2 separate regions of the Homo sapiens genome follow, and region 1 is linked to region 2. Evidence: chromatin contacts called from ENCODE Hi-C or POLR2A ChIA-PET data. All regions are on one chromosome and are shown on one strand. Each heading gives the region's core, a stretch centred on a gene start or an enhancer-like site at or near the end of the contact. The rest is flanking DNA. Distances are from core to core; before and after follow the strand shown.

What was found. A loop is a pair of places that touch in the nucleus more often than their neighbours do. ChIA-PET counts read pairs that join two places held with the same protein, here RNA polymerase II (POLR2A).
Region 1: POLR2A ChIA-PET joins it to region 2 with 19 read pairs in activated CD8-positive, alpha-beta memory T cell. The contact joins the enhancer-like site here to the promoter of PRR14L in region 2. A Hi-C loop is called at or near these places in 1 of 37 single-sample maps with no recorded cell type. POLR2A ChIA-PET finds 5 or more read pairs at or near these places in 3 of 52 experiments (MCF 10A, WTC11 and activated CD8-positive, alpha-beta memory T cell).

What each region holds. Positions count from the first base shown.
Region 1 is chr22:31,416,619-31,420,462 of GRCh38, reverse strand. It overlaps DRG1 (developmentally regulated GTP binding protein 1), which reads right to left. Exons shown (of 9, transcript NM_004147.4): 5 at 38-207. Among named protein-coding and RNA genes, the nearest start is that of DRG1, 19 kb to the right of the region's middle. Within about 2 kb of position 1,507, at least 2 of the 41 ENCODE cell types and tissues checked have a DNase peak (open chromatin) inside an H3K27ac peak, as active enhancers do.
Region 2 is chr22:31,748,588-31,752,295 of GRCh38, reverse strand. It overlaps PRR14L (proline rich 14 like), which reads left to right and starts at 2,164. Exons shown (of 9, transcript NM_173566.3): 1 at 2,164-2,303. RefSeq lists enhancers at 1,939-2,233, 1,723-2,282, 2,522-3,154.

The DNA.
Region 1 (3,844 bases), core at 258-2,757, 330 kb after region 2:
CTGCAGCAGCCTGCCCCATGTCATATTCCCCACTTACAGTGGCTGTGAGATTAATGCCTCCCTTGTCCTTCTTCTTAAAGCCAATGTTGGGGGGTTTGCTGTTCAAGCGAATGCCAAAGCCTTCCAGCTCATTTTCAATTATCTTCTTATGTCCCAAAGGTTTCAGGACATCCAGAACAATCAAGATCAAGTTACAGGTTCGGGCCACTGAAGAGTAAGAAAAAAACATACGCAAGAAAGTTCAATAAAGCCTTAACTAACCCAAATACTCAAGTAGAGGTGTTTTTTCCCCCTACATTTAAGTGTCAAAGGATTTTTCTGTAATACATACATGCATACGTGAAGTTCTTATAGCTACAGAAGATTTATACCAGAAGTCAATTTGCTTTGTATGCCATGAAATCAGCACCTATTTGCCCAAGAGTTGACACATTTTCTGTTGCCCAGGCTGGAGTGCAGTGGCACAATCTTGGCTTACTGCAACCTCTGCCTCCCGGGTTCAAGCGATTCTCCTCCCTCAGCCACCCCAGTAGCTGGGACTACAGGCACATGCCACCATGCCTGGCTAATTGTATTTTAGTAGAGACGAGGTTTCCTCACCATGTTGCCTGGGCTGGTCTCGAACTCCTGAGCTCAGGCAATCCGCCCACCTCAGCCTCCCAAAGTGCTAGGATTACAGGCATGAGCCACTGCGCCCACCCTTGGTTAGCAAATTTTTAACCAAATTTATTGAGGTACAATTTTTTTTTAATTGTATCCATGTTAAAGCACACAGTTCAATAACAAATGTATATACCTGTGTAACCACCAAACCAATCAAGACATGGAATATTTCCATCACCTACAGCATTCCTTTGTGCCTCCTTTCAATCTTCCCCACTATTGCCAGCCAACCACTGATCTGCTTTCTGCCACCATAGTTTGCACGTTTTAGAATTTCATATAAATGGAATCATATAAAATATATTATTTTGGCCTAGCACAGTGGCTCATGCCTGTAATCCTAGCACTTTGGGAGGTTGAGGCAGAAGGATTGCTTGGAGCCAGGAGTTTGAGACCAGCCTGTGCAACAAAGTAAGATTCAATCTGTATAAAAAAAAAAAAAAGTAGTCTTTTGTGCCTGCATATCTTATTTTTATTAATATATATTTATATTGACAGAGACAGAGTCTCGCTCTATTGCCTAGACTGGAGTGCAGTGGCATGATCATAGCTCACTGTAGCCTTTAACTCCTGGCCTCAAGCAATCCTCCTGCCTTGGTCTCCCAAACTGCCGAGACTGCAGGCATGAGTCACAGTATCTGGCCTTTTTCTATATTAAAATTCATTTGTCAAAAATCCTGCTTCCAGCTGGGCACGGGAGCTCATACCTATAATCCCAGCACTTTGGGAGGCTGAAGCGAGAAGATCACCTGAGGTCAGGAGCTTGAGACCAGCCTGGTCAACATGGTGAAACCCTGTCTCTGCTAAAAATAGAAAAACTGGCCGGCGCAGTGGCTCACGCCTGTAATCCCAGCAGTTCGGGACGCTGAGGCAGGAGGATCACAAGGTGAGCTGATTGAGACCATCCCGGCCAACATGGTAAAACCCCATCTCTACTAAAAATTCAAAAAATTAGCCGGATGTGGTGGCACATGCCTGTAGTCCCAGCTACTTGGGAGGCTGAGGCAGGAGAATCTCTTAAACCCGGGAGGCAGAGATTGCAGTGAGCTGAGATTGCGCCACTGCACTCCAGCCTGGGCAACAGAGCGAGAATCCATCTACAAAAATAAATAAATAAATAAATAATTAGCTGGCCATGGTAGTGGACACCTGTAATCCCAGCTACTCAGGAGGCTGAGGCACGAGAATCACTTGAACCAGGGAGGCAGAGGTTGCAGTGAGCCGAGATCATGCCACTGCACTCCAGCCAGCCTGGGCAACAGAGCGCCATCTCAGAAAAAAAAAAATATTCTGCTTCCATCAACTTTCTAGTTCCTCATTTTTTAAAATTCTCTTTTTTGAAGAGACAGGGTCTCGCTTTGTCACTCAGGCTGGAGTGCAGTCGCATGATCATAGCTCATTATAACCTCCACCTCCTGGGCTCAACTGATCATCCTGCCTCAGTCTCCTTGAATATCCGGGACTACACATGTGTGCCATGTCACATGGCTATTTTTTTCTTTTTTTTAATTTTTATTTTTGTAGAGACAGGGTCTTGCAATGTTGCCCAGGTTGGTCTCGAACTCCTGGCCTCAAGTGATCCTCCTGCCTCAGCCTCCCAAAGTGCTGGGATTACAGGTATGAGCCATTGCACCTGACCCTGACCCCTCATTCTTTTTTTGAGATGCAGTAGAGACAGCATTTCACCATGTTGTTCAGGCTGGTCTTGAACTCCTGACCTCATGATCTGCCCACCTCGGCCTCCCAAAGTGTTGGGATTACAGGCGTGAGCCACCATGCCCAGCCTCAGTGGTAGACTTTTTTTTTTTTTTTGAGATGGAGTTTCACTCTTGTTGCCCAGGCTGGAGTGCATTGGTGCGACCTCAGCTCACAACCTCTGCCTCCTGGGTTCAAGCAATTCTCCTGACTCAGCCTCCCAAGTAGCTGGGATTACAGGCATGGACCACCACTCCTAGCTAATTTTGCATTTTTAATAGAGACAGGGTTTCTCCATGTTAGTCAGGCTGGTCTCAAACTTTCAACCTCAGGTGATCCGCTCGCCTCAGCCTCCTAAAGTGCTGGGATTACATGCATGTACCACCATGCCCAGCCTGATTTTATTTTATTTATTTTATTTTTTTGAGATGGAGTCTTGCTCTGTCATGCAGGCTGGAGTGCAATGGCGTGATCTCGGCTCACTGCAACCTCCGCCTCCTGGGTTCAAGCTATTCTCCTGCCTCAGCCTCCCAAGTAGCTGGGACTACAGGCATGCATCACCATGCCCAGCTACTTTTTGTATTTTTAGTACAGACAGGGTTTCACCATGATAGCCAGACTGGTCTCAAACTCCTGATCTCAAGTGATCCACCCCCCTCAGCCTCCCAGAGTGCTGCAATTACAGGCATGAGCCACCAAGCAGCCATGATTTTATTTTTATTATTATTATTTTTTGACACAGAGTCTTGCTCTGTCGCCAGGCTGGAGTGCAGTGGTGCAATCTCGGCTCACTGCAACCTCTGCCTCCCAGGTTTAAGCGATTCTCCTGCCTCAGCCTCCCGAGCAGCTTGGGACTACAGGCGCGCACCACCACACCCAGCTAATTTTTGTATTTTTAGCAGAGACGGGGTTTCACCACCTTGGCCAGGTTGGTCTCGATCTCCTGACCTGGTGATCCACCCGCCTCGGCCTCCCAAAGTGCTGGAATTACAGGTGTGAGCCACCATGCCCGGCCTTATTATTATTATTATTTTTTTTTTTGAGACAGGGTGTCTGTGTGCTGCCCAGGCTGCAGTGCAGTGGCATGATCATGGCTCACTGCAGATTGACCTCCTGGGCTCAAGAGAACCTCCTACCTCAGCCTCCCGAACAGCTGGGACTACAGAAGCATACCACCACATCCAGCTATTTTTTTTTTTTTTTTTGAGACAGAATCTTGCTGTCACCAGGGTGGAGTGCAATGGTGCAATTTCCGCTCACTACAACCTCTGCCGCCTGGATTCAAGCGATTCTCCTGCCTCAGCCTTCTGAGTAGCTGGGACTATAGGCACACGCCACCATGCCCAGCTAATTTTTATATTTTTAATAGACACGCGGTTTCACCATGTTGGCCAGGATGGTCTCGATCTCTTCATCTTGTGATGCACCTGCTTCAGCCTCCCAAAGTGCTGGAATTACAGACTATGGAATTACAGGTACCTGCCAC
Region 2 (3,708 bases), core at 915-3,414:
AGGGACTGGGACTACAGGCCAAGCCACCACTCCTGGCTGAAATTGTTTATCTTGTAATAAAACATATGTGATACAGTGGATTGCAACAGTTACAAAATTTTTTAAGAATAACAATGTTATGTTAAAAAATGTTTCTATGTTGCCACTTCAGGAGATACACCTAGATCCCCCAAGATAGTTTTTGTCTTTAGCAATGGTGGTTGATGGGACATTCTTCCATCCCTGGGGAAGCTAATAGGATTCTCTCTTCTTAGCCCTCAAGGGAATTTGATTCCTTCTCCTGAGAGATGTCCATAATGGGACATCTTAAAAAGGCAAATTTTTTTTTTTTTTTGAGACGGAGTCTCCCTCTGTCGCCCAGGCTGGAGTGCAGTGGCCCGATCTCGGCTCACTGCAACCTCTGCCTCCCGGGTTCATGCCATTCTCCCGCCTCAGCCTCCCGAGTAGCTGGGACTACAGGTGCCCGCCACCACGCCTGGCTAATTGTTTATAATTTTTAGTAGAGAGGGGGTTTCACCGTATTAGCCAGGATGGTCTTGATCTCCTGACCTCGTGATCCGCCCGCCTTGGCCTCCCAAAGTGCTGGGATTATAGGCTTCAGCCACCACGCCCGGCCAAAAGGCAAATATTTTAACTTTTTAATTTGGCAACTCTCATAAAGAAACTCTGAAGGCCAGGAGTGGTGGCTCACGCCTGTAATCCCAGCACTTTGGGAGGCCGAGGCAGGCGGATCACTCGAGGTCAGGAGTTCAAGACCAGCCTGGCCAACATGGTGAAACCCTGTCTCTACTAAAAATACAAAAATTAGCTGGGCATGGTAGCATGCGCCTGTAATCCCAGCTACTCAGGAGGCTGAGGCTGGAGAATCTCTTGAACCTGGGAGGCAGAGGTTGCAGTGAGCCGAGATCCTACCACTGCACTCCAGCCTGGTGTCAGAACGTGGCCCCGTCTCAAAAAAAAAAAAAAGAAAGAAAGAAACGAAACTTTGAAGCATTCAATTTTTTTTTTTTTTTTTTTTTTTGAGACAGTGTCTTGTTTTGTTGCCCAGGCTGGAGTGCAGTGGGGGCACCATCATAGCTCAATGCAGCTTCAAACTCCTGGGCTCAAACGATCCTCCTGCTTCAGGCTCCCCAGTAGCTAGGAGCACAGGTGCATCAACACCTGAGCAATTTTTGTTTTGTTTTGAGAAAGAGTCTTGCTGTGTCATCCAGGCTGGAGTGCAGTGGCACTATCACTGCTCACTGCAGCCTCAACCTTCCAGCCTCAAGTGATCTTCCTGCCTCAGCCTCCAGAGTAGCTGGGATTACAGGCACACATCACCAGACCCAGCTGTTTGTTTTTTGGCAGAAACGATGTCTCACTATGTTGCCCAGGCTGGTCTCAAACTTCTGGGCTGAAGTGCTTCTCCCGCTTTCGCCTCCCAAAGTGCTGGATTACAGGCGTGAGACACCGCGCCTGGTCGATTTCTATTTTTTAACACAAAGCCGTATTATTTGGGGCAAGTCGATTTCATTATCTGGACCTCAATTCTTCCACTGGATAAACATTTCTTCCTTCCTTCAAATGTCCATTGAGCGTCTAGTTTTGTGCCGGACACTGCTCTTGGTGCTGAGCATTAAGTGATGAACAAAACAGACAAGGTGGAGGAAGATAAATGATAAACAAGTCAATAAAGAGATGAGACATAGAAATTTCAGCTAGTGTTAAAGCTATGAAGAAAATAAAACAAGGTTCTGTAACCAACTGGAGGCAGAGGTGCCATTTATTTAGTGGTCAGTGTGATTAGAAGAAGCAGAGGAGTGTCATGACCCAAAACACTCTTTCCAGTAGAATAAGATCTCTCGGGCTGCCAGAGTGGAAGCAGGCAGGCCCTTAGAATTGTAGCCGTCCAGACTAGAAAAACGGTGGACTGGAACAGGGTGACAGCAGCGAAGGCCGGCACTGGGTCCTGTGGCTCAGCAGGAGCAGAACCAAAAGTTGTGTTTCCCTTTAAGAGTTTGAGCCGCAGGGGCGGGGTTGAGGGAGGCTGGGGCTAGCAGAGGGCGGGAGGTCAGAATCAGGAAGAGCCTTCCCTTGGAGTGCGCGCGCGCGGTGCGGGGGCGGGATTTGGGCGAGTCCGCATGGCTGGCTCGGGCCCCGGATGAGGAAGTGCAGGGGGACCATAGAGACGAAGAGGTGGCGGCGGCCGGAGCGCCCCCGGCCTCTGTCGGCTCCGTAGGCTCAGGTAGACCTGGCGACGACGGGGCTGCAGCTGCAGGGGCTGAGCTGGCTGGGCAAGCGCGGGCCGCGGAGGAGGTCTCAGGGTAAGAGGCCGGGACTGGAAGGCTTCGGGCGTAGCCGCCCCGCCCCACTCCGCCCTAAAGGGACCCTCCGCCGGGTGGTGCTGCTAAAGGGGAGTCCAGGCCCCCCGCCCTCTCGGGGCGCGGAAAGGAACCAAGGCTGCCCTGTGGGCGGCGGAACGACCCAGGGAGAGGGAGGAGACCAGGCCCCGCGTCGCTAGAGAAAAGCGGCTTCTCCGAGTCATGGCTCCGACGCGGGAGAGAGACTCCTCTTCAACCTCGATACAACAGGGATCCCCCAACTTATCTCCTCGGAGAGGACGACGCCCCTTATCGGAGGCGTACGCTCTTTCTTAGCGCTCATCCGTTGGTCAGCAGAGGGAGACCCACTCCCAGGGTTCGAGGGGGATTCTGAACTTATCCTGAGGAGGAGTAAAAGATAACCCCTAAATGAGACCTTTCCCCCAACTTTGGTCAGCGTCACCCAGGTGAAGAGTGAGACCCAACTTGCCTGAAAGTGACAGAGGGGATCTTTCTTCCCAGTAAGAAAGAGACTTACCTTCCTCCTTTATTTTTCGCCTGTACCCCAAGATACGGAGAGGAAGACCTTGAAATTTTACTTTATGGTATCAGAAATCAACCTTTCTCCCTCTCCCCTCGTGATGTCCACAGAGAGACCCTCGCTTCTCTTCTTCCCTTTAAGCCTCTTGGTGTGCAGTGAGCTCCTTTCCCTTGCATTATTAAGAGCATGGCTTTTGGAGTGTAATCGTTGCAAACCTGGGTCTCTCACTTAACGTCTTTGTGACCTTGACTATTTGTTTAACTTGTCTGAATCTCAGTCCATCTCCAATTTGGGTTCTGTTTTCTTAGAATTGTCATGCGGGCTAAGGGAGCATTTGTGTAAATACTAGTTATATAGTAAGCTTTTGGTAAGCTGTTGCTATTACTATTACTTAATCTGTTAAAAAAGAAAACTAATATCTTGCACAGAGAAGCATATTTTTCCATGCATGCCCCTCGCAGCCTCCATCACAAGTGTTCAACCATCCTTTCTCACTGGAGTGGAAGACTCCCTCCCACTTAGGGGTTAGAGAAAGAGACACTTCCAGTCCCCTTAGATCCTGCTGTTCAATACTTTCCCAAATTAACAAAGAGGGCCTCACTGAAAATAATCAGTAAAAAAAAGACTTAGCTTTTGGAAACAGGTCTGTGCTCTTAAGAGAAAGTGAGACCTGATGCCAGACGCCAGCACTTCCTTTGTCCACAGAAGGTATCACTTCTTCCTGACTGGTTAGAGATGCCCTCTCCCACTTCCCTGACTTACTGTAGTGACAAAAAATCTTCCATCTGCACATCCTTCCCACCCCCCCAAGTGGGCGATTCCATATTCTTCCTGTCTTTTGCTCTCCCAAGAAAATGAAGACTCTAT